Regions from separate parts of the Mus musculus genome. Here regions 2, 3, 4 and 5 are each linked to region 1. Evidence: chromatin loops called from intact Hi-C (ENCODE). Cell type or tissue: heart. All regions are shown on one strand.

What was found. A loop is a pair of places that touch in the nucleus more often than their neighbours do. Peaks named below come from ENCODE experiments on the same cell type or tissue, not always from the same donor. Only the 100,000 strongest peaks of a DNase experiment are listed, where the experiment ranks them.
Region 2: it touches region 1 in a loop (5-fold over the local background); 26 of 42 quality-filtered maps call a loop at or near these places.
Region 3: a loop joins it to region 1, with 8 times the contacts of the local background. A loop is called at or near these places in 8 of 42 quality-filtered maps.
Region 4: a loop joins it to region 1, with 11 times the contacts of the local background. A loop is called at or near these places in 10 of 42 quality-filtered maps.
Region 5: a loop joins it to region 1, with 11 times the contacts of the local background. A loop is called at or near these places in 22 of 42 quality-filtered maps.

Annotation. Positions count from the first base shown.
Region 1 is chr11:35,449,140-35,454,139 of GRCm38, reverse strand. The region is part of intron 4 of Slit3 (slit guidance ligand 3); the gene reads right to left. Among named protein-coding and RNA genes, the nearest start is that of Gm39705, 93 kb to the left of the region's middle. In heart, CTCF peaks have their summits at 1,530 and 2,346 (motif pointing right); a DNase peak (open chromatin) is centred at 2,339; H3K27ac peaks cover 729 bases; H3K27me3 peaks cover 101 bases.
Region 2 is chr11:35,662,920-35,667,919 of GRCm38, reverse strand. Slit3 (slit guidance ligand 3) reads right to left here. Exons shown (of 36, transcript NM_011412.3): 26 at 3,734-3,858. The region is part of intron 2 of Gm46278 (a long non-coding RNA gene); the gene reads left to right. Among named protein-coding and RNA genes, the nearest start is that of Gm46278, 11 kb to the left of the region's middle. In heart, CTCF peaks have their summits at 333 (motif pointing right) and 2,726; no DNase peak of the experiment used is centred here.
Region 3 is chr11:35,691,020-35,696,019 of GRCm38, reverse strand. All of the region lies in intron 32 of Slit3 (slit guidance ligand 3), which reads right to left. Among named protein-coding and RNA genes, the nearest start is that of Gm46278, 17 kb to the right of the region's middle. In heart, a CTCF peak has its summit at 2,668 (motif pointing right); a DNase peak (open chromatin) is centred at 2,749.
Region 4 is chr11:34,878,703-34,883,702 of GRCm38, reverse strand. No RefSeq gene overlaps it. Among named protein-coding and RNA genes, the nearest start is that of Gm25799, 18 kb to the left of the region's middle. In heart, a CTCF peak has its summit at 2,002; no DNase peak of the experiment used is centred here.
Region 5 is chr11:34,840,677-34,845,676 of GRCm38, reverse strand. Gm22022 (a small nucleolar RNA gene) reads left to right here and starts at 3,323; the gene lies at 3,323-3,449. In heart, a CTCF peak has its summit at 1,971 (motif pointing left); no DNase peak of the experiment used is centred here; H3K4me3 peaks cover 225 bases; H3K27me3 peaks cover 232 bases.

The DNA.
Region 1 (5,000 bases):
TCCCCGCAGCAAAGCACAGCTCTGGAAGAAGTATGAGCAGACCCACCGATGATGGGATTAAGGTGCCAAAAGCTCTCCCAGAAAACACACTGCTCAAAAGCACAAAAAGACTCAAGGTGGGGTGGGGTAGGTGAAGCTTCGGCTTCACTGGATGTGCGTTGATAGTCTATGGGAAAATCTGGACTCACCACCCACTGAGTTATTTTGTAATTAAAAAAAAAAATCAAGTAGGCCTTTCTCTTGAACTCTACACTTAGAAGGCAGTGTCTCCTTTAGGCACTGAGAGGGGACTGCCCTCTGCTTTCCCATCCACCCACAGGTGGCTGATAAAATACAGATGAGAGGGGGACCCCTGCCTGGAGGATGCTGGAGGGAAAGAGACACCTTGGTTGCTCTTTCCTAGCTTGGCCCATCTGCATCCTTGATGTGTAAGTGCTGAGCAGGTAATGCGACAAAGGGTAAGGCCAGCAATTTGTAGATGGAGAATGAGACTCTGGGAGCATTAGCTGATGCCACCCGGTCACACCACACTGATTCCCACCAGGGAGATGCCTTAATAACTAATGACGCAAAACCATCACCCGGAGAACAGAGTCAAAGGGATACCAAAGGCTTCTAGATGGGTGGCCATCAATGAGGCTGGAGAAATACAGGCACACTAGGCTGGCCTCAATTAGGTGTGACTTATCTTGTGCTAGCCCCCTGCCTGGAGTCCTAGGCACATGCCTTTCTTATCATAGGTTCTAAGTTTGTTCTTGGTTATTCCACACATATCAACATGGAGATAGCACAAAAAGGGCTCACTGCCTGCTTTTAGGCTAAGCTTGGGTGCTTCCTCCCTACACATGTACCTGTGACTTTGTGAGGAGGTAGTGGCGTTTCACAGAAACCCAGAACCAGGAAGAAAAGAAAGGGGACTTTGGGTCCACCAATCTCAGCCCCATCTCCCGATTTGCTCTAATCTCAGGTCTTGCGTTTATTTTCACAAGTGGATTAGAAGCAAGAGTTCTCTCCCCGGCTGTCAATTTGGCTGGCTGTCTGCTTTCGAAGGCCTTGTTGGGCCTCACCTGTTAAGCCTTGTTCTCACTGAATTCTTATAGCAAAGCAACAGGGCTGGGGTAAAACCATCTCTCCATGTTCCCTTTGCTTGTTTATAGCAAGTGTGGGATTGGGATCTGGCTCCTTGCTCTGAACACAATGAATACTGGCCTGCAAATTCCTCTTGCTGCCAGCTTGGAGCTCTTTGTCCAGGAGGGTGTATGAACCGCAAAGGAGGGCCTCAGCCCCTCCCAGTTATCCAGGCCTTAGCTTCTTTGTACTAGAGAGTCATACAGTCTGGTATTGCCATCAGGTTTGAACACAGGTCCAGGATTTTGAGTCCTGACCACGCCCCCCCCCCCAGGTGCCTGCAGACTAGGCTTGTCCTGCATTTTCCTGGGTGCCTTCTCTAGCCCCAAGGGTGGCAGCTTCTAAGGAGGGTTTTTCATAGTCCCAGAAGCGCTCCCGGGCGTTGCTCACACAGCACAACAGTGACATCCAGGGGAGAGGCTGGGTGATGGCAGGGACTGCAGCCCACAGATCTGGGGGCTGATTGGTTTATAAGCACATGGACCTTGAATCATTAGGGTGCAGGCATCTGGGGGCCTGTTAGCCAGCCCAGTGATTGGCTGAGGTCTTTCTACACTGGTCGCAATCCTTCAGTGTGCTTAGTTGAAGACTTGGGGGTGAGCATCTCCACCCGGTTAGCATCTTCACCCAGACCACACTGAACCCCAGCAGTACCCCCTGATCTCCTCATAAAATCTCCGTTCACAGAGCTTTTTTTTTTTTTTTTTAATCAGGTGGAGAAAAAAATTTCTGGAGCTGAAAAATGAGTGTTATCCTTCCCTTAAAAAAAATGGTTTCATTTATAAGCAAATGGCTAAAGCTTTCTTCATGTCACTAATAGTTTAAAACTTACACGCTCCATGCCATTCCATTGGGTTTGACCTACATTATGAAGAGTAAGGACACAGAACAGAGAAGCAAAGAACAAGGGGAATTATGCCCCGGAGCATGCACATGTGAAACATGCAAGTGTTTAAACATCTAAACAGAAACCAGGGACAGCATGAATGGAGAGGTTGCAAGAGCGGTGTAACATGAGAGGAAACAGACCCTGGCCTCCACTGCTGCCCCTTCTGCATGGGGAGGCTTTGAGCAAATGCTGCCCATTAGAGCCATGCTCTGCAGTGTCCTCTCCGCAGACTCTGGTCCTGGATGCTCCTTGGGTCCCTCTGGAGCTGCTGCTGACAGCCTGGGTGTCCGCCTTCCACTCCCACGGGCCCCTGCTCATTCCTCTCTTTGGCCAGCAGGTGGCAGCCTGGAGATGCTGCAGAAGGCTGGCCCAAAGAGGAAACAGGAAAGGAGAATCTGACAGGGGTGCTGGTGGTTTTAAGAGTCACCTCTGTCCTGACTGAGATTAGCTCAGGGGTTTAGAGTTTGAACCAGAACTGGTTTGGGACTGGATGTCAACCAGGAGGGCTGAGCAATAGAAAAGGAATTAAGAAGTAATCACTTTGGGGAAAGAGGCCAGAGGGAAAGTGCCCTGAAAACTGTTGTCCATCGCTTGGGTAAAGGAGCAAGTGGCCAAGTGATACACCCCGCCCCCACATACACACACACTCCTCTTCCTGACCAGATTCCTTTGTCACCTGCACATCATATTGCTCTGCACAGGTCCTGACACAGAGTTGGATAACACTATGGATGCCAATCACTATCTGACCTGTAGTTATGATGAAGGGAGGGCATTGGAGCCTTAAGGTGAGCTATAGAACTCTGGATGTAAAGAAGAGTCAGAAAAGAAAGATGCTCAACTGGGAGCAGGCAGATAGGATCCAGCTGCAGTTGAATGCAGAGCCAGAGCCTGTGGGCGCTACAGTTAAAAGCAAAGTGGTGGGAGTACTGTCCTCTGAACACCTCAGACATCATCTTGGCTCTGGGCATACTTTATGGTCTATCTGAAATATATTTAGGTATGTGTGTATGCATAGGGGGGATGTCTTCTCTCTCTGGATATTTTCAAGCAAAAGAAAGTCTGGGGGGAAAGGTTTGGAGAACTAATTTGTTGCAAGAGCCAGCAAGGCTAAGAATTAACCTTTTTCCCCTCCCCCTCTTAGTAGATTTTTCTCCTGCTGGCTCTAGGGAAACCACCTAACATGAGCCTAATACATACAACACACCTTGAAAAGACTGTTTTGTCCAGAACAGAGAAGGCCCGAGCTCTGTTATTTAAGGGAGCTGTGAGTTATTGTTGTTTCTTCTGTGGTGTCTCAAAGGAACCTGCAAATACCACAAGCTCTGCTCAAATGAGCTCAGGGTCCACTGTAGGGACCGAGGGGGAAGACCCAGTGCTTGGTTCTGCCTGGACACCTGATGGATCAATTTGGATTTATCTTTCTGGGCTGAGGAGGAAAGAGGCAGTCCATAGGCGTTTCCAGTCCTATGAACAGTGCAGACACCTCTCACTCCAAACTGTCTGGGTCAGAATTCTCTGGGGATCAAGCTAGCTTCTGTGCTTTGAAGACGCATTTTGGGAAAATCTCACCGTCAGAATCAGGGTTCCCTTCACTGAGAATGTTCCCAGGCTCCTATACAATCTCACTTGTAAATCTTCAGGAACCTGCCTGTGTCTGAGTAAGCGAAGGCTTTCTCTCAAATGTCCCCAGGAAGGCCAGGAAGTCATGAGGACCAGAGCGTGTCATGATAAATAGAAAGGGACAGGGACTTCACCAAAGTCTCCAAACTGTGCCACACTCAGATGGCTCCATGCACCCCAGTCCCAGGAGCAGATCAAAGAGATGACCCTGGCCCATGAAAGCGAATCCACCATCTGGAGAAAGATTACAATCACACCCCTTCAAAAGCATATTAGACACAAAATGGACTGAGACAGGTAAGGATACAATTAAATGTGCCGGAGTTGGGAATGAGCCATCTCTAGGTTAGGTCCAGAGGCTTAAGAATAAGGCAGGTTGCCCTCAAATTCCTCATGAGGATAAAGCATTAGATGGCTCTTGCTGTCGTGTAGATGTTTGCCTCTCCCACCAAATCCACAGGTTGAAACCTAATCGTCAGAGTTACAGGATTTGGAAATGAGACCTTTGTGGGTTCGTAAAGGTGGACTCCTTCTAAATGAGTTGAGTGGCCTTACAGAAAGGACTCTAGAAAGCTTCCCTGTTCCTTGTCCTGTGTGAGAATATAGCCTGGAAGGTGTCATCCACAAAACACGATTCAGGCAGGTCCTTGCTACACACAGCACCATCTGGAGGCATGACTGTGGACCTCCCAGATTTCAGAGCTGTGAAAAAGATGTGTCTCTCCTTAGAAGTTACCAAGTCTATGTATGGTATTTTGTTATACCATCCCCAGTCCATTAAGCCAAATAGAGGATGAAAATGGTTGCTTAAAGTTGTTAAGGTTTTAGTTCACAGGTTACACAGTCTCTGTTACCAGGACTCAGTGCTATGGTAGCCTGTTCATGAGGGTGCCTGACTATTCTGATAACACCTGATTTAAGACAGCAGGCACTGGGACAGATCTGACCCAGGATCTTGTTCCTAGGGTCATGGTTTGCTGATCTGTTACCAAACATAATAACGGAGGACAGTCCCATTTTGTAATAACTGTCTCAGAATGCCCCAGGCGTGAATGAAGCAGAGCGATGAGGAGCAGGTCTGTGCTTTCCATCCCAGGCTCAACTGGGCATTCATTGACAGGATGGCAGGTGGAATCGCCCAATAAATAAATGATTTATCCACCTCTCCCTGTTCAGCACACACAGTTAGATTCCATAGAAGTTGAACATTACCCTTCCCAATCAAATATATAAATATAAAAACAAGCATCCGACCCAGCTGTTTATTTTTTTTTTTTAGTCCAGTGAGTTATTCTACGGTTATCCTGGGGTTTGAGAGCACAACCCATCGAAATCACGGTTGGCAGAAGGGAAAATGTCA
Region 2 (5,000 bases), 210 kb before region 1:
GCCACAGTGCAATTGTGGAGGTTAGTGGATAACATTGTGGAGTTAGTCCTTTTATCCCTCCTTTACAATGTGGTGGTTTGAATACATTTGGCTCCCAGGTGTTTAAACGCTTGGCACATGGGAGTGACACTATTAGGAGGTGTGGCTTTACTGAAATAGGCATGGCCTTGTTGGAGGAAGTGTGTTACTGTGTAAGTGGACTTTGAGGCTTCCTATGCTCAGGTTCTGCCCAGTGAGGAAGAGACTCTCTTCCTAGTTGCCTGCATAGGGCAGTCTCCTCCTGGCTGCCTGCAGAGGGCAGTCCCCTCCTGGCTGCCTGCAGAGGGCAGTCCCCTCCTGGCTGCCTGCAGAGGGCAGTCCCCTCCTGGCGGCCTGCAGAGGGCAGTCTCCTCCTGGCAGCCTTTGGATCAAGATACAGAGATCTCAACTCCTCAAGCACCATGTCTACCTGCTTCCCGCCATGATGATAATGAACTGAACCTCTGAAACTGTAAGCCAGCCCCAACTAATGTCCTTTATAAGACTTGCCTTGGTTATAGTGTCTCTTGGCACCAACGGATATCCTAAGATCCATGGGTTCTGGATATCCAAGTTATGTCACTACATTTGTGTGGTAAGTGCCTTTGCCCATGGAGTTAACTCAGTGGCCCGTCTCTTACTGGGACCTGAGTCTTGACCACTTGTCTAGGCAGGCTGATCAACAAGCTCTAACCATATGACTGCCTCTGATGCCCAGTTCTGAGATGATAAGTTAGCATCATGATGCCTGGCTTTGTCATGGGTTCTGGGACCCACACTCAGGTCTTCAGCCCCAAGATAGTTTAGTATGCACATGCAAGTATTATAAGATCCAGAAACATCTGAAATCTGAGATGCTTCTGGTCTCAAGCATTTCATATAAGGGATGCTTAATCTCTATTTGCCCCAAGCGGAATGAATTACCATTGTAAATCACATTACTTTCAAGGTACCTCTTAGGCGATGCAGCCCCGTAAGAAAGTGGCAGTGATGACCATGACTAGGGTCTGAGGCAGGGCTGGGTATGCTAGATAGTTCAGGGATACATGCATGCATGATAGTGGTACTATAGAGATAATTATGAAGAGAAGAATAAGAGAACCTCAAAAAGGATCCAATGGGACCCCCACCCCACCCCCGCCAGCCCTGGCCTGTATACTCTGATGTTCTTGCAAAGTAACACTTGGCTTAGGCAGAATCCCCATTCCCATCCCTATACCAAGGGTGGTGTGGTATGTAGGATCTCATTTAGACCTTCCGGCTGAGCCCAGAGATCTAGGAGGTATTTCCACTGCTTGAAAACATGGTAATTGGGACTTCGGATGACGATTTCTGTCACTTACACATCCGTGAAAAGCAATCACCATTTCCAACGTGTGTCTAATTAGCCCAATTCAATTCTCTTCTGCTGCATTTTGTTCAAATCTACTCGAACCGGGATGTTCTTTTGTCCTCTTCCCTCTGTTCTCCATCCCACCCTATGTCCCCTCTCTGACAGAATCTGGGCTAGTGGCTTCCTTTAAACGAGCCTAGGAGCAGCTCCCTCACTGGAATCTCTGCGTCGTCAGATGGGGTGTGGGGCCACTCAGGGACCTTGTTATTCAAAGTGTGGTCCTTGGACTAGTAGCCTGGGCAGCCCCTGGGAGCTTGTTATATACACCATCTCAGGCCTGACCCCAGCTCTCAGAAATCAGAGCCGACATCTTAATAAGATTCCTGGGTGCATACAGGCTTGGGAAGTCCTTCTTGGAGGCACTGAACATGTGCGTGAAGCCCAGTGGTAGAGAAAAAAAATCAGGTATATTTTATTTTTTTAAAATTCCAGAATAGTGGCAAGATTGTTAGCCACGTGGCATGTTTGCTGACCCTGGCACTGGGGTAGGCGAAGGGCACATGCGATGCGTTTTTAGCCTTGTTACAGCTAGGCTGGAGGGCTCGAGAGTTTCCTTTTACAGGTGGAAGGGCAAGGTTTAGGGAGAGCCAGTCACTAGGGTAGACCAGGCTGGGTTCTGTTTTTAGCTTTGTGCTAAGGTTCGGTGCTTTGTAAGTGGTAGAGCGTGGGTAAGCCCTAGCATTTACAAATCTTAGTTGACCTTTCAAATGAGGATAAAGACTGATGTCTCTGGATGATTAAGCATGCTGAGATAATACAGTCCAATTACTTCATTCAAGCCTTGCAGAAGACCAACAGCAATGGCATCCTTAGACAACTCTGGTTTCCCAAGGCAGTGTAGCAACATATATGAAAATCCTTGACACTTGTGAACCGAGTTCCAAATAAAAAGCAGCAGTGTACCATAGGCTAATCTCACTCTCCAGTATGAGGGATGGAGCAGCTTGCAAGAGGGAAGGTAAAGATGGGGATGTGTCAGCTTATCACGTACTTCCCATACAGTGGGTCCTCTCCTAGGTATACTGCACACATCACTGACCACACATCAATTTCTCCCAACCTGTGGGATGTGTCCTGGTGTCGGGGATGAGAAGGCTGAGGTGAAGTCACTGGTCATGGACAACGCTGCAATCCACACATGCGTCTCTGTAATTCCAGAGCCTGAGACTCCTTCCCCTCCACTGAACACATATGCACAGGGCTCACTGGATCTGCAGTTGAGCAATCTCTGTGCTTGGACTCTAGGCTACACTTAAGGCTTAGGGACAGATGGTTTAAAAAGGAGTCCTTGGGCTTTCTTGTTCCAGGCCCATAGGTGGCACTCTGACACCATCTGCTAACAGCCAGACAGAAGCGCAGAAAGCCACCAGGTAGCTGTCCCCTGGAAACTGCCTTTCAAGCCTGTCACTGTCCAAGCCCAGTCCCTGAGGACGGATGCAGATGCTGTATCCCTGACACTCAGCCTGTGCATGTGGTGCACAAGATGGGCTACGGGATACCCTGGACTCTTGGCTTGTCCAGAGCATTCAGATCCCATGGATAAGCATTGAGTCGCACCTTGTGGACCCCAGTGAGTCACTGGCTATCTGGGAACCTCTTCAGGGTAAAGGACGTTGGCATTTGGCCTGTATAGCAATAGCCTTGAGTTTTAGTCTCAAATCTATGGAAGCCTGGTTTCTAGTCTTATAAAAGAGGCCTTCTTCATAGGTTTGCTAGGAGAAAGAGTGAGCCAGACACCAAGCATAGAGCCTGACTCAGTCTGCAGGGGGACAGTGTAACACTTGTGGATTGTGCGGGGGCGGGGGGGGGGGTAAAGGTTGTCTTGGAAGTAGCCTGGATTTCTGATAGAATGGATGGGAGAACCTGGTAGTCTCCATCTTTCTGTTGGGTTTGCCAACTATGTGGGTGGCCTTGGAAGCCCCAGATCATTGAGTCTTTGAGTCCCTAATCCCCTTATTCTCTGAAATAGCAGCCAGGATACTGGGTTCAAGGGCTGACTTTTCCCAGAGAGCATTTTGTAATTGCCTGGTTTGTAATCTCCCTGTGACTCACAAACAAAACAAAACAAACAAACAAACAAACCCCCACACAGGTAGCATTTCTATCTCAGCATCCCTGTTAAGATTCCATAGGCCCTGCCTGGTAGGCAATATGGAGGAGACTAGGGATGTTGTTGGCAAATGTCACTTGGCAGGGGTAGGTCACAGTGAATTGTAGTTATCCAGGCTACATTACACAGCATCAGCTGCACAGGGCCTCTCCCTGCAGCCAGGACAATGGAAGAGCCTGGGCACGAGTGGTGGGCGGAGCCTCCCACCTTACCTTGTAGCTGTAGGGGCAGGTGCAGCGGTACTGCTCCACGGGATCCTGACTGCAAGTGCCGTTGTTCTTGCACGGGCTAGAGAGGCAGGCGTTGCACTTGGCCACGATGTTAATGTCCACTGGCCCTGAGTAACAAAACCAGAGAGTGGGTGGCAGCTCTCTGAGCAGGGCACCTCCCCTCACTTCCCCTCTGCTCCGGCTCCCTCCCATGTCTGGGCCCAGAGGGCCGCTGGCTCTCTTGAGGCTGTACATCCTTCTGGAGAGAGTCCCATTAATTCAACGACTGTCCAGTGAGTAAGAATCACAGCGGGACATCATACAGAAGCACTCTGCAGTCAAATCAATTACTGTAATTAGCCTGATCCGATTTGGGTGCTAATCTGCAAACAGTGCACCATAATTAGAACCCTCCTGCGTATCTTCTATTCCAGGAAGTTCGCAGCACAGGCTCTGTGTCGACCTTCTCCTCCTTTGCCCCTGCCAAGCCATTTCCCATAGAATAGCCAAGGAGGGATGCCAAGGCACACACATGGAAGGGCCTTTCTTCAAGACCTTAGGGGTGATGATGTCATACAGAAAGATGCTGATGGGAGCTCTTTGCGTTTGTCATCCATGGAAATGATAACTGCATCTTTTTTTTTTTTTTGGTAAGGTCATGGTCCCCACATAGAGATTTGCATAAAGGGATTATGTCTACTGCTGTAGATAGCTTTGAGCATGAGTTATGGAGACATATAAAGCATACACACACACACACACACACACACACACACACACACACACACACACACACACACACATATATATATATATATATATATATATATATATATATATGCTCTATTTAATATCAGAACTTTAACTAGCTTGGAGCTAACAGTCTTCAACCTGTAGATGGGTTGAGAGTCACTCTGATGAATGACCGTTTGTAGGTAGATGAACAGATTGGCCCCAGGGAGCTCTGAAACCAATAGGTCCAACTTGGGCTCACATCAGAATGAGAGCAACCACCTGCCCGTGCTTGCCTCTGACTGAGGGGTTCCTGGGACACAGAGATTTCTCTTGACACACAAGGACAAGTCAGAACCAGTCTAAATCCTATGCCTAGACTGTAACTCTAGATCCAGAGATTGCTGGACCCAGAACCAATGTTATTTTTCAAGCACTGCGAATCCAAGCCAACTTTATATGTGAGGCAGTTCTACCCAGTTTCAACCCCTGCCCTTGAGTAGGGATTTTTAAACTTCTGCAGGTGATTCCTGTCGAG
Region 3 (5,000 bases), 240 kb before region 1:
GAGATGGTGCCTCCAAAGATGGACGGCCCCAGAGGAACCATACCTGAGGTTCTCCTCTGGCCTCCACGTGCACGTGCACGCACACAGAGAACATTGACAATAAGAACCCGCCACAGCCCGCACCCTGGTGATCTTCACTGTAGCTCTGATCCTGGGATCCACACAAGTCCTCCAAAAAACCCGTAGCCATTTGTCACTCTTTCATCCATCCCCCCCAAACTCCCTTCTTCTTTTCCCCTTTCCTCCTCATGGACCTGTCCACTCTTGCTCCTTCCTCTCCACCCGCTTGTCTATTATCCATCTACCCATGCTTCTGCTGAGGGCTGAGTTCTATGGTCTTAGGTGCTGGGGACTAGAAACAAATCACGAAGCCCACACATCTCCTCTAAATCAAACGACCAACTTTTGAGCATAGTCTAGCCAAGCAGCAGGAAAATGAGGGCGAGGCAGGAGCTGAGAGACACCGGGGTGTCTGGTTCAGGGATGGAGGCAGGAGCTGAGAGACACCAGGGTGTCTGGCTCAGGGATGGAGGCAGGAGCTGAGAGACACCGGGGTATCTGGTTCAGGGATGGAGGCAGGAGCTGAGAGACACCGGGGTATCTGGTTCAGGGATGGAGGCAGGAGCTGAGAGACACCGGGGTATCTGGTTCAGGGATGGAGGCAGGAGCTGAGAGACACTGGGGTGTCTGGTTCAGTGATGGGGAGCTGAGCAGCCATCAAGCTGCGTGGATGGGTCAGAAGCATCTCTACTGCACCGAGTGAGTCATGAATGAGGGCAGATGCTGCCCTCTTGCAGGCAAGTTGATTAGTATCAAGGTTAGAGAAAGAGGGCCAAGCCCTCCCTTCGTGCATGTGCAAAACTATGTAGCTGTGTCCCTGACCACCCCAGAGCTGCTGCTATCCTGGTAATTGAGCTCCTGGGACCTATAACTGAAAGGCGGGATGGGCTATTTGGGAACTCAGTTCCAAAGGTTGCATTCCAGAGCTGTTTTAGGCCAGTCTTTGAAAGAGTCCTGTTTACTTCTTGGTGACCAGGAAGCAAGAAAGAAGTGGCTGGATCCCAAGGTGCCAATGTTCCCTGTAAGTCCCCCCACCCCCCACCCCCCAGTGACCTCACTTCCTCTTCCAATGGGCCACTTCCTAATAGCACCACAGACTGGAGGCCAGGCCTCATGCTTGGGTGAGCATTAGGCAGTCTCTCTATCAGAAGCAGCTATGAAGCCAGAGTTCCGCTGTGTGGTCTTCTCTTTCTTTCCTTCCAGAACCAAGCAAGGGTCAAGGTAGTCAGGGTAGCTATTTTCCTGTTTTGGATATACTCTGGCACAGCAAGCAGCACTGTTAGCTCCTTCCTGGCTGTTAAAGCCATTCCCTTGTTCCTTCCTGAGCTCTGTAGGGCCATCTGAGGCGTCGGCATATGGTTGAGGACTACCAGGCTGGAGACAGTGCTTACAGCAGCTATCAAGGTAACAAGGGCTGCAGTTACAATTCTCTGCCCCAGGAGTGTTGGGCTCCTCTGGCTCCAAGGACAGCTTTGTCTGCCTGTCCTACCTGCCCTTAAAAAAGGTGTAAGGGCCAGAGAGATGGCTTGGAGGGCAAAGAGATGTGTTACATTCAATACCTGAGGTTGACCCTAGAATCCTCGTAAAGCCAGACACAGTAGTGTGTATCTACAGTCTCAAAGTTTCAGAGAGATGGAGGGTGGAGACAGGAGAGCCCTCAGAATGTCACAGGTCAGCCAGCCTGGCATATACAGGAATAAACAAGACAGCCAGTATCAAAGTGGCAGGGGAAGACTGAAACACGGCGTCGTTCCCTGGCCTCCACAAGCATGCCCTGGAGTGCACATGCCTGCCCTCACAATCGCAGACACCAAACAGAGATTTCTGTCAAAGTTGTAAACAAAGATCTTCCAAATCAAAATATCAGTGGGAAAAAGGCTATACTGCTAACAACAACAACAACAACAACAACAACAACAACAACAACAACAAGAAGGATGGTAAGAACAAAAGCCAAGCCCAACCCTTCTGTTTGCTCTAAGAGAAATGCCCATGCTGCATTGCCAAGCTCAGGTGATCAGTGATTGGCTCCTAGAGAGATCGTTGGGGATGTCAGGGGAGACGAGGGCCTGAGAGTCTTTGACTGTCCACTGGGCCCAGACAGTAGCCGTGGCCGCAGTGCTGTAGCTGAGGCTGGAGGGCTCCTGCATAGGGCTGCCCTGGCCACAGGCATTGCCAGAGGGGCCCACGGTTCTCTCCAGTGTTTGCGTGCACGTGAGCCCCTGCACATGGACCTGTGCACCAGTTGCATGCCTGGTGCTTCCTGGAGCCAGAAGAGGATGTTGGGTCCTAGAACTACAGTTACAGTGAGCTGGATGCTATGGCTTCTGGGAACCGAGAGCGTCTTCTATGAGAGCAGTGGCAGTGGGTGGGCCATGCAGTAAGGGCGGGAGCTGAAGACCTTCATTTAACCCTAACAAGCCCACAGGCAGGAGCCACATCTTTCCTCATTTGGAAACAAGAGACTCACTGCCTAGGGAATTAGAGTACCTCACGAAGAGTCAGGACTTAAACTCATGTCTCCCAGCTAAGGGAGGGACTGCAGGCCACTGTACAAGAAAGATTACCAGGTGGTCATCCCCCCCCTCAATGCCAAGAGTGGCCAATAGGTGGCGACAGAGCCCTGCAGGAACAAAGAGTTCCCGTGATTTCTTTAGGCGAGCAGCCTGGGCCTAGGGACCCTACTCTGGCAACTGACTCCTGCACCCTAGTACCACAGCCTGCAGCCACACAATGGGAGGGTGGGTTTAATGGAAACCTATCCTGTGTCCAAGGCTCTTCCCATCCCGGGATTTCTCTGAGCAATCAGGCTTCCCAGCCCTCAAATAGAGTGGTGATGGTTTGCTACTCCATGTGTGAGGATCAGATGGGACCAGGACCTTGGCAGTGATGGTGGCAACTCAAACTGCCAGGGTACGCGCCCTGCCAGGTAGAGCTGACTCGTGCATGGAGTTCTGAGCCTTAAAACCTTAAAAAAGCTAAGAAATAGCCCCCCCAAACACTGAATTTCCCAGTTTTTCTTCATAGTCTATAGCTCCTATCTCACAACTCCACCCACTGAGGTTCTGGTTAGATGCCCTTCCTGAAGGCCCCTGGCCCTGTGGGTAGAGGAGTCCCGTGGTAAGTGTCCATACTGAAGGCCTGGCCTTTCCTGGGGCAGGAAAGACCCAGCTGGGCTTGAAGTGTCTGCCCTGTGGCCTACAGCAGCATCTTGACATACTCCCTCACTTCTTATGACTACTGGGGGTCCTGAGCAGCATCGAGGATGGGCCGAGGGAGGCCCTGGAACCCAGTTGCTCTAGAAGGATGAAGCCTGCAGGGGCCCTGGCAGCTCACTCTTTCATGGGGCTAGCTCATGGGGTCTCAGGGGACAGAGCTCTCCCAATCGGTCAGCTTTGGTTTGGTGGCTTGGCTTTCATTTGAGACTGACACGGCCTTCCAGGTGGCAAGAAGTCACTGCAGTGACTCTGAGGAACAGCCTTTTGTCCTTTCAGCTGCTGTCAGCTGAGTAGCATGGCATTCACAGAGGGCATCTCCCGTCCTGCCCTGTGGAAACGCCCTCCCTTAGCTTCCAAACAGAGCTATTTACTCCTTGATCACAAGTGTCCCCACAGCAGGCTGGAGAACCTCCAGGGAGGCCTGTGTAGCCACTGTCTATGAACATGTGTGCCTTCTGTGTGGGGGATGCTTAACCTCATGTCCCCCACACTTAGATGTTTACCAAGTAAGTCAGCAAGTGAGAGATGACACTACAAGTTGAACATCCCTCTATCTAAAAAATCAAAATGCAAAAGACTCACCCCCCAAAAAAGAGTCCTAATATGATGTCACAAGTAGAAAATTCCACACATGACCTCATGTGATGAGTTGCAATAAAAACACTGTATTATTAAAAATATTGTATATGCTTGCCAGGTGGTGGTGGCACACACCTTTAGTCCCAGCACTCGGAGGCAGAGGTGGGTGGATCTCCAAGTTTGAGGTCAGCCTGGCCTACAGAGTGTGTAGTGTGCTGATCTGACGCTGCTTGTATTCTAATCCTAAATTCTGGCTCTCAAGATGTGGCTGCCCCCATGAGCAGATCGTCACGTATACACCGAGTGATGCGATGGGAACCTTGCTTTCCAATTTAACTGGTCAATAAAAGGCCAGAGTCTGTGACTGGGCAGTAGAGGGAGAGCGGTGGGACTTGAGGATCGAATGAGGAGGTAGCAGGGAGAGGGAGAGGAGGAGAGAGAAGATTGAGGTGGAGGAGGCCGCCATAGGAGGAGATGGATCATGAACACGTGGCCAGGAGAACAGCAAGGAACAAGGGACTTTATAGCTGGGGAATGAGTTAGAACAGCTCCAAACCTGCCCAGTCTAGGCTTGAAAATAAAATATCTGGATGGTGTATCTTTTATACAGGCAAGCTAGAATTATAAATTGCGTTTACAGAGTGAGTTCAAGGATAGCCAGGGCTACACAGAGAAACCCTATCTCAAAAAACTAAACACACACACACACACACACACACACACACACACACACACACACACTAAAATTGCTGTTAGATGATGTGGATATAAACATACATGAGCTGTCCTATAAAATCACTTTTCATTTGGGATTTCTGGAATCTGGAGCCCCTTATGGTCATGTGCTGAAGGGTAGCTCTGCCACCAGGGTTGACATGCGAATCCAATCATCTGCCTGGAGGCCCATCACTTGCTTCTTTCCAAGGGCATGCCACCTTCCTAGTGGACACAATGCATTCATACAGCTCCCTGGTGGCAGCTTCAGGAGGTAGCAATGGTTTCCTGGTCCCTAACTCAGCACTGTGTTTCCAGAAGACTCCTCACTCTGCACCGAGCTCAGCTGCTTCTGGAAGCTCACCCCTCCTCCCTCCATCCTTTAGATCCACATCACGGCTCATTTGTCAAGCACTGTTCCACACCAAA
Region 4 (5,000 bases), 570 kb after region 1:
TGTGAGGCAGGAGTGGGTAGGTGTGTGGGAGAGCACACTCATAGGAGCAGGGTAAAGGGAGATGGGATAGGGGGTTTGCAGAGGGGAAACTGGGAAAGCTTAAAAAGTGAATTAATAAAATATCCAATTAAAAGTCAACAAATAAAATGCAGCAACCCTATTTTTAAAAAGAAAGAAATGTGCTGAGCAGCCTGTCTTTTTTTACCTGCGTGTGCTATGTGCATATACCACAGCACAGTGGACTCACATCTCTCAGAACAATGGGATAAATCTCTCCTCTGCTAACAAGTACCTGGAGTGGATGGTTTCTATTCAGTTACATTGCCAATGTGTGCAGGTTGAAAGGCTGATTGGGCTTGAACTGGTTTGGGGCACATGGGTAGTTAAGGCAAAACTGTCCTCAAATAAACTTTAAGGATAAAACCCTGTTTCCCATCTCTTGCTTATGCATCGTTGAAGGTTCCTGTGATTAAAATCATGAGAAATTATATGTGCAGTAGAAAATAATTATGTGACTTTAGGAGAACAGAGAGCCACCCTCACTCTACTCCTTAGTAGCCTCAACTGTCTTACTCTTGAACTCCATAAAATTCTTGAAGGCTCAAAACAATAATCAGGGCTTTTGACTGTTTTCGCTCATGTGGCCTGCTGTTGCCTTGCAGGACATTCAGGCCTTCTTTGTTGCTGTGATTTTACATAATCTCTTTGCCACTTTGCAAATCTGTGTGGTCTTTGGTTTCAGTTCCAAGAACCTGGCAAGATCAGATTCAAATCCACCATCAGTAACAGAACTGCTCAGGTAGCCTTGAGAAGATACTGAAGCTGGAGGACTGAAGGAGAAGACCTGATATTCCTAAAGTCAGACACTTGGGGTAGTAGTGGGGTTCTCACAGTTAATGTCCAGATCACTAAGGTCCTTGGTAAGATGGTTCAGAGTCTCTGTGGAGCACATCACATGCTTGCCAGTGGATCTAAGAAGAAGGGTTACGTTACAGAAAGGTGGAGAAATGCCGAGTTAAGTCTCAGTCCTGTCTGAGTCCAATGGGAAGGAAGCTGAGAAGAGCTGGAAGAGACAGAGAGCACCTTCTGCCTCTTACCCTTCAAGTTGATATAATCCAGCCAGAAGCTCCCCACAATGAAGTCTGGGGAACAGAGTTTGCAGACCCCTGATCCCAGAGTTGGGTTCGATCATTCTGAGGCACAAGGTCACTGAGTCAAATGGACAGATGGAGTTTCTGACTCATCTACTGCTGTACTGACAGCCACAGACCAGGCAATTTGCACGTTGAAGAAACTTCTTACAGTTCTAGAGGCAGAGAAGGCAAAGATCTTGGCATTGATGTTTGACGCGCCTTCAGGTGAGAGACTGTAATGTGGTAGAGAACATCAAATGGAAAGAGAACACACACAAAAAGAACTTGCTCTGTAACAAAGCCAATCTTCAAGAACTAATCCACCCCAAATAATGGCTTTAATGCATCCAGGACAATACAGTCCTCATGAGAGAATCACCTCTAACAGTGTGACAATGGCAACTCAGTTCCAACACCCATCTGGAAGGCCAAGCCACAGTACCACCCGATTTAGATTAGTTTCCTTTCACACTCTTCTGCCACAGTTAGATTCTAGTAAGTTTACTGTGTGCATGCTATAAACTCACCTCTTCTTGTCTGTCAATTTTATTGCTCATTTTCCTAAGGCCCTGCTTGTAGCATGCAGCTAATGAAGATGTTGAATGATAGACGTGTCTTTTGATACTGGTGGGATGTCCTCTGATTATTAGCCCTCTTAATGGCTCCTAAGAAGAAAGTTAGAGAAAATGTAGAGGAATCTCGAGTAAACTTTGCTGTAGCTGATCCTGCAAATGCACCAGTTGAGCGGTTTTAGGGATGTCTATCCCTGGCTGTGTCTCCTAACGTACTATCTGAATGTACTATTGGAAACTGTTATTGTAGCTAGAGCTATGCTAGCATAGCTTAAGAGTGACATCCAGTGGTCTGTTGAGGTGAGCCAGCATAGAGAACGGTTTAGCAACCTCAGACTCTACTTTGTTTGGGTTATAGACAAACCCTTTTACATCCTATCTTTATTCTAATAATGCAGCTGAGAGTCTAGCTTCTTTGCCTGCACATACCATGCGCCAATACTCCTCCTTGATCCATGCACCTAGTGACCTTGGGTCCTCACCTGTACATTCTACTTCGAACAAGGGAATTAATTTTTCCCTACCCTAGTACCCTGGATAGATTCTACTTAAACATATTCCCAGTTATGTCCCAGTACAAAAATCTGGAGTGAAATCCAGTCTAAATTGGCTTGTGGTATATATACAACAAGGCAAAATTGCCCTAACATGAGTTTTATTTATTTATTTATTTATTTAGGCAGAATCTCCTATGCCTCTGAAGAATTGGGTGCAGATATGATTAAAATCAGATGCATCATGGGTAGGGACGTGTATAGCAGAAAAAAAGACTTTATGCCTAACCTGTCAATAAAAACAGAGAACCACCTTCTCCATGTCCCTTATCACCCAAGTTCCTCCTCCCATTTGTGAAGTCCTTAAAATGAAACTCCAAATAATAACTGGAGTTCCTGAGTGTCTTCATTCTCATGACCCATTGCCCTCTTGCAGGATATTCAGACCTATTCTAGAGCTTTGCTTTGAATAAAGTTTTCTAGATACACTTGCCATGTGTGTGGGCTTTTTATTTGAACTCCTTGAATAAGAAGCCCCAAACTTCAAAACACCTGACCCTGACCACAACCCCAGCAACAAATCATAACTTAGTCACATCTGTAATACATATAGAAATCTAATCCCTTCCCAATTGTTAACGTAAATAGAGAGGAACATAATATAGGAGAGCCCGAACATTAAATCATTAGGCTTACTTTAGGAAATTATCAAAGCCATGTTGCCTGGTTGTGGGTGATCTCGTATTTCAGTTCATGGGTCTGTTTTTCTCTTTTAAACAAAAGCCTTTCCTCGTTCTGGTGATGAGCTAGTGGGCACAGAGGGAAAGTGGAGGGGAAGTATACTCACCACCATGCCCCCCAGTGCAGATGCAGAAGGGAAGTGAGATCCACAGGGCTAGTCTAGGAGAAGTAGACAGCCCTAGACCTGGTTCTCATCACCAGAAGTTCAATTATTTATGGCTCAAGAGAGTGTGGAAAATCTGCCTAGACACAGGTTTGAAATAATATATGAGTGCTCACCTGAGATGAGAGCCCATCTGTGTAGGGGTCCATGTAGAGTTGAGTGAGTCTTTGTGTATGGTCCCCAGAGAGGCAGCTAGCTAGCTACTCTACAAAGATTCCCAGACAGCAGCTAAGGCCAGGGAGCGTGAGTGCAGAGGAATATCAGCCTCGTGATGGTCCTGCATTCAACAATATGCTTCAGAATGCTCACGGTGGTTATCCCAGGTAGACTGGGGAGTCGGGTCCATTCTATTATAGACACAGTCTCAAAAGAAAATAATTAAATAGTTAATTTCATGTGGGCTTCAAATCGCCTCATTCCCTTCTCTCAACTACAAGAATCAAACCAATAATTCTCGAATGACTCATACTTATGTCTACAGGGATATCTTTGTAACTGAAAAAAACACTAATTCAGAATTCTGTGATTTGAATATTTTGCTGGCATGAAGGAATGCCCAGCAATGGGAAAGCCCCTTCCCCATTTAATAATGTTTTCCAGAAGCAAGTCAGCAAAAGTGCATTTATTCATAAATACAGAGCAATGCCTGCAAAGGAAAGCTGGAGGTGGCTACAGTTGGAATTGTTGAGACATCTCTTTGACTCATCTCCATCAGGGGGCAGATGATAATAGTGTGGTTAAGGTTGGCCCCATTGTCAAGATGTGGTAAGAGACTTGTTCCTGCTTCCTTCTATATAAGCAAATCACACAAGGCAGTGGGAGTTGATCTTCTATGACGTCTGCAACAAAACAATTTCCACAAAGTCTGCTTGCCTGGTATATCAAAGTGATAGGTGGGATTAGGCTCCCCTGTGGAAATTTCCATGTATGTTTTAGAACATGTGGAGATTGCAAAGAAGAGCTATAAAATCCATACATGCTTACAGTGTTAAAATGCTCTTGTCAATGAGGATGTGGAATGGGGGTGGTGAATCACATTCTAGCAGGGTATTAGCTTATTTCTCAGCATAACGGGAGCTTTCAGAAATCAAAGGAATAATTTTCAATGTTCAAACTCTCTTTTTTTGTATGTTTGTTTGTTTTTGAGACAGGGTCTCTTTAAATAACAGCCATGATTGTCCTGGAACTTGTTTTGTAGACCAGGCTGACTTTGAATTCAGAGAGCCCATTGCCTCTGCCTCCCAAATGCTGGGATTAAAGGTGTGCCCAGGTTTTAAATTCGCTGAACAGGATGATGTATGCAATAGAAAGATAAGTGTCATGACATGCAACTTTCTATCTTGTTTTTATTAATATGACTTAGCAATCACTGCCTGACCAAGATGGGGTAAGGTAGATATTGAAGCTCAAGTGGAAAGTTATTCAATCGCATTTTGTCTTGAGTTGTTTTCCCCAAACATGCCCTTATTTCTAAGACATATTTTAATAGGAAACAGATTACATCTCTGTCTAATCTGTCTGTGCAAGAATTCCCACTTCAATCGGATAGGGGACTAATATCCAACATATATAAAGAACTCAAGAAGGTGGACTTCAGAAAATCAAATAACCCCATTAAAAAATGGGGCTCAGAATTGAACAAAGAATTCTCACCTGAGGAATACCGAATGGCAGAGAAGCACCTGAAAAAATGTTCAACATCCTTAATCATCAGGGAAATGCAAATCAAAACAACCCTGAGATTCCACCTCACACCAGTCAGAATGGCTAAGATCAAAAATTCAGGTGACAGCAGATGCTGGCGAGGATGTGGAGAAAGAGGAACACTCCTCCATTGTTGGTGGGATTGCAGGCTTGTACAACCACTCTGGAAATCAGTCTGGCGGTTCCTCAGAAA
Region 5 (5,000 bases), 610 kb after region 1:
GTTTCAGGGAACTATTTCACAAGACTGACCGATTTATCAAAAGCGGTCACATAATACAGCCAGCAGCCCACAGTTTATCGTGGGTGGTTGATGGGATTCATCTGCAATGAAGCAATGGTCTCAGCATCCTGCCAGGTAGTGGGGTTAAGTACAACTAGTAAAGAATGACTGGAGCAAAGGAAAGGACACGTCTACTAACAGAACGGTTTAAAGTTTTATCAACAAGGCAGGGAGGGTGGGAGTCTAGATGGTCTGTACAGTGTACACCATACCCACAAAACAACGCCTCCCCATTTTCAGAGTGGGAGAAAGAGTTGGAAACCCAAAACATCATTGTTCAGAAGTAAACCGACCTTTCTCTAGTATTTCCCGTAGCTGTTCTTGTGCCTTCTTGCTTGCTCAGGGACCTTAAGGGCTCTGAAATGATATACTCAAATGTTTTCTGGTTGAGAAAATGAATAGGACATACACCGGATTGGTTTGAAAAAATGTCAATAAGTCTGTCCGTGACCTTGATAAAATATTAGAAAACTTTAAGTTCTTCGAGTACAGCTCTTCCCTTGAAGAGAATGCAATACTCAGAATTGGTATTTACATAGTGAGCATATTTCTTAGCCAAGGATTCATTGACTTCTGGGCCTCTCCAACAGAGCTAGTTTGCATACTACATTCTCTAGTATATTGAAAATGCTTGATAGAGCTGGATGTCCAGCACAGATAGAATGTGAGGGACGCTGGGTTTCATCCTCAATATACCAAGAAACGAGGAAAGGAGAGTAAAGGAAGGAAAGGTGGAAGGAAAAGAAGGAAGGAAGGATTACTGGGATTGCAGAAATAATATCACAATATACATTTTTTAATAAGAAATATTGGTTTAAGTAAAGGAAACCTTTATTGCTTCAGTGAAGGAAGCAATTGAACTTCTGGGCTATCAAATACTACCACATACTTCCCTGGAGTATAGACCAAAGGCTACTTAATTAATAAATGTTCAGCATATATATCTTTTGTAAGAAGCTTTGCTTTGTCAAAGATTCAAGAGGTTAGAGATTTAATCTGCATAATATTAGTGAGGTGTATTTGTAAAGTTATTTCTTCACATTTAACTTTAAGTCCTTGCATGTCCCAGTCACTATGACATTACTCGGGAAGAAGAACTGTAGTGAGCAAAATAGATAAAGCTCTTCTCTGGGTTCAAAAGACTTACAGCTTAGTGCTGAAGGCAGACGCAAATTACCACAAACAACTCATGTTCTGAAGGGCAAGGATAGGGTGCTATGAATCGCACGTAGGAGGTAAGCCCTAGGCTAAGAACCCAGGAAAGGGTCCGAGAGGGAATGATAGTTAAACTGAAAGATAGTCTTAATAAGAACAACTGCTTATTGACATTATGCCAAAAATGCTTGCCCGTTTAAGTTCACAGCTGCCTGTTAGATTGGATGCTTTGATTATCACCAGGGGTTTAGATACTTAGAAAGGCTCGCACCTGTAATGCAGCACACACTTCAGGTCCGTGCTAAATCCAGACCATCTCTTTCTTTATTATTTTTCATTTCATCCTATGTTATAACATCTATATTATAGCATCTCTTTCTATATATATTCTTAGCCATTGGTCATCTGGCCTCTTCAGCAACAAAGGATGAGGCAAATGAATTAAATAGAAGGAGAGAAAAACAATTCCAGTTAGGGTAGAATCATGGTCAGATGCCTAACATTGGATGTTACTGGTGTGTGTGCGTGTGTGTGTGTGTGTGTGCGTGTGCGCGTGTGTGTGTGTGTGTGTGTGTGTGTGTGTGTGTGTGTGTGTGTGTGTGTGTACACGTGTATGCACGGGCACTTATCTAATCTAAGGGACACCAGCAAGTGTTACTTGCTAGAGATACTTCCAATGGCAGAATCTAGTTTCTAAGACAGAAAGATGCTTTCTTCTTATAAAATATTTGCCAACACTGCCACCTAGTGCTAAAAGGCAGGAGGTTGCTATGAACGGAATTACAAAATAGTACTAGGTGCTTGCCTGGTAGAATTGGCTTCAATTTCTATGTCTAATGCCTATTTTTTCTAATAGTTTTTCCTATAAATAAAATACATTATATAGACATTGAAAGAACAATGCTTAATTTCATATAAGAAAAACAAAAAACTCAGGACTGCTAAAACAATCCTGCTCAATTAAAAAAAAAAAAAAAAACTTCCAGAGATATCACCATCTGTAATTTCAAGCTGTACTACAGAGCTATAGTAACAAAAACTCCATAAGAACATACAGGTTGATTGATGGAATCACAAAGACCCAGAAGTAAACCCACACACCTATGGACACTTGAATTTTGACAAAAAAGCCAAAATTATTCAATGGGGGAAAAGCATCTTCAACAAATGGTGCTGGTCTAGCTGGAAGAATGCAAATATTCCGTGGGAGGAGATACAGAGACAAAGTGTGGAGCAGAGACTGAAGGCATGGCCATCCAGAGACTGCCCCACCTGAGGATCCATCCCATATTCAGTCACCAGACCCAGACACTATTGTGGATGCCAACAAGTGCTTGCTGACAGGAGCCTGATATAGCTGTCCCCTGAGAGGCTCTGACAGTACCTGACAAATACAGAGATGGATGCTCTCAACCATCCATTGGACTGAGCACAGGCTTCCAATGGAGGAGCTAGAGAAAGGACTGAAGGAGCTGAAGGGGTTTACAGCTCCATGGGAGGAACAACAATATGAACCAATCAATACCCCCAGAGCTCCCAGGGACTAAACCACCAACCGAAGAGTACACATGGAGGGACCCATGGCTCCAGCAGCATATGTAGCAGAGGATGGTCTTGTCGGTCATCAGTGGGAGGAGAGGCCCTTGGTTCTGTGAAGGTTCGATGCCTCAGTGTAGGGGAATGCCAGAACAGGGAAGCAGGAGTGGGTGGGTTGGTGAGCAGGGGGAGGAGGGATGGGATAGGGGGGTATTCAGAGGGGAAACCAGGAAAGGGGATACCATTTGAAACGTTAATAAAGAAAATATCTAACATAAAAGTAAATACATTTTTAAAACTCAGAAATTAAAAAGAAAGAATAAAGTCAAGACTACAGTGACAAAAATGCAAATAGATCCATAGCCATCACCCTGCACAAAACTCAGGTCCATGTAGATCACAGGCCTCAACACAAAGCCTGATACACTGAACATCGGCATGGAATTCAGAAGACAACTTCCTGAAGAGAACACCAACTCATGCAGGGACGAAGAGCTACAATTAATAAATGGGACCTCATGAAAATAGAAAGCTTCTGTAAGGCAAAGGACATGTCATAAGTCCAAAGGGACCTGCCCCTAGAGGCATTACAGGTGTGGCTGCTTTGTCACATGTGCATCAGAGGGTGGCAGAGAGGAGAGAGGCGATGTCTATCCTCAATGTTCTGACCTAGGCACATCTTATTAGAGCCGAACTTTCTTTGAAAAAAAGGGGGAAGGGGGAAGCCTGAGACCACCACCAGTCCAGCATCAGGGACAGGGAACTAGCCTGAGACCACCACCAGTCTGGCACCAGGCAGGCCTGGACAGACTCTCATGTTGATGTCTGAGGGCTGTGCAGAACTGGCCCCACCCTTCACCTGGGCATCATGGGAGAGCTGGCCCTAGAGGCAAGAGAGCAGAAGAGCTGACCCGACCCTCTGCTACCAAGCTGCCGTACACCAGCCTTATTGGAGTAGGTGTGGCTTTGTTGAAAAAAGTGTGTCATTGTGGAGGCAGGTTTTGAGGTTATATAAGCTCAAGCTATGTCCAGTCTCACAGTCTCCTTCTGCTGCCTGTGGACCACATGTAGAACTTTCAGATCCTTCAGCACCATGTCTGCCTGCGTGCCACCATGCTTCCTGCCATGACAATAATGGACTAAACTTCTAAAACTGTAAGCCAATTAAATATTTTCCTTTATATGACTTGCCTTGGTAATGGTGTCTCTTCACAGCAATGAAACTTTAACTAAAACAGTGAGGTAACCCAAACCCAGAAAGACAAACATGGTATGTTCTCATTTATAAGTGGATATCAGTCATAAAGTAAGGGATAATCATACTACAATCCAAAGACTGAGAGAAGCTAGGTAACAAGGAAGGCCCAAGGAAGGATGCCTAAATATAACTGTGAAGGGGAGCTAGAGTAGACATAGAGGGTAGATGGGGAAGGGGCCTGGATTGAGGGAGGGCAGTGGAAACAGGAGGGTCCAAGTGGGAGAAGGGGAGAGAGGAGAGAGGAGAGAGGAGAGAGGAGAGAGGAGAGAGGAGATAGAGAGAACTGGGAGAGCTCAACTGGAATGGGGGGTTGCATCTCTGGGATGAGTTAGAAACCCAGAGCAATGGAAACTTGCAGAAATCAACAAGGGTGCCTCAAGCTAAGAACCCTAGCACTGGGAGCTATGGAGCCTAAACCAGCTATCTACTGTAACCAGGCAAGACTTCCACTAGAGAGACTGGGACACCAGCCCAACCACAAAACCTTCCACCACTTCCATTCATCCTGCCTGTAAGATGTGCTGGGGTAAAGGTGGGATAAATTGTGGCAGTGGCCAACCAATGACTGGTCGAGCTTGAGACCCATGCCATGAGAGGGAGCCCACCCCGACACTGCGTGGAGAGCTAGGAGCCAGAAGCTAGAGAGCCCAAAGACTTAGGATAGAATCAAACATAACTGGCAAATGAAAAAAAAAGTCAGTGAAATGATTCCTAATGATATTCTGCTCTACTCATAGATCGATGTGTAGCCCAACTGTTATCAGAGAGGCTTCACCCAGGAGCTGATGGAAACAGATGCAGAGACCCACAGCCAAACATAGGGTGGAGTGTGGAGAATCCTGCAGAAGATGCAGGTGTTGGGGGAGGTTGTAGGAGCCAGAGAGGTCTAGGACACCACACACACACACACACACACACACACACACCCCACAAAATTAACAAACCTGAGCCAATAGTGGCTCACAGAGACTGAACTGCCAACCAGGGAGCC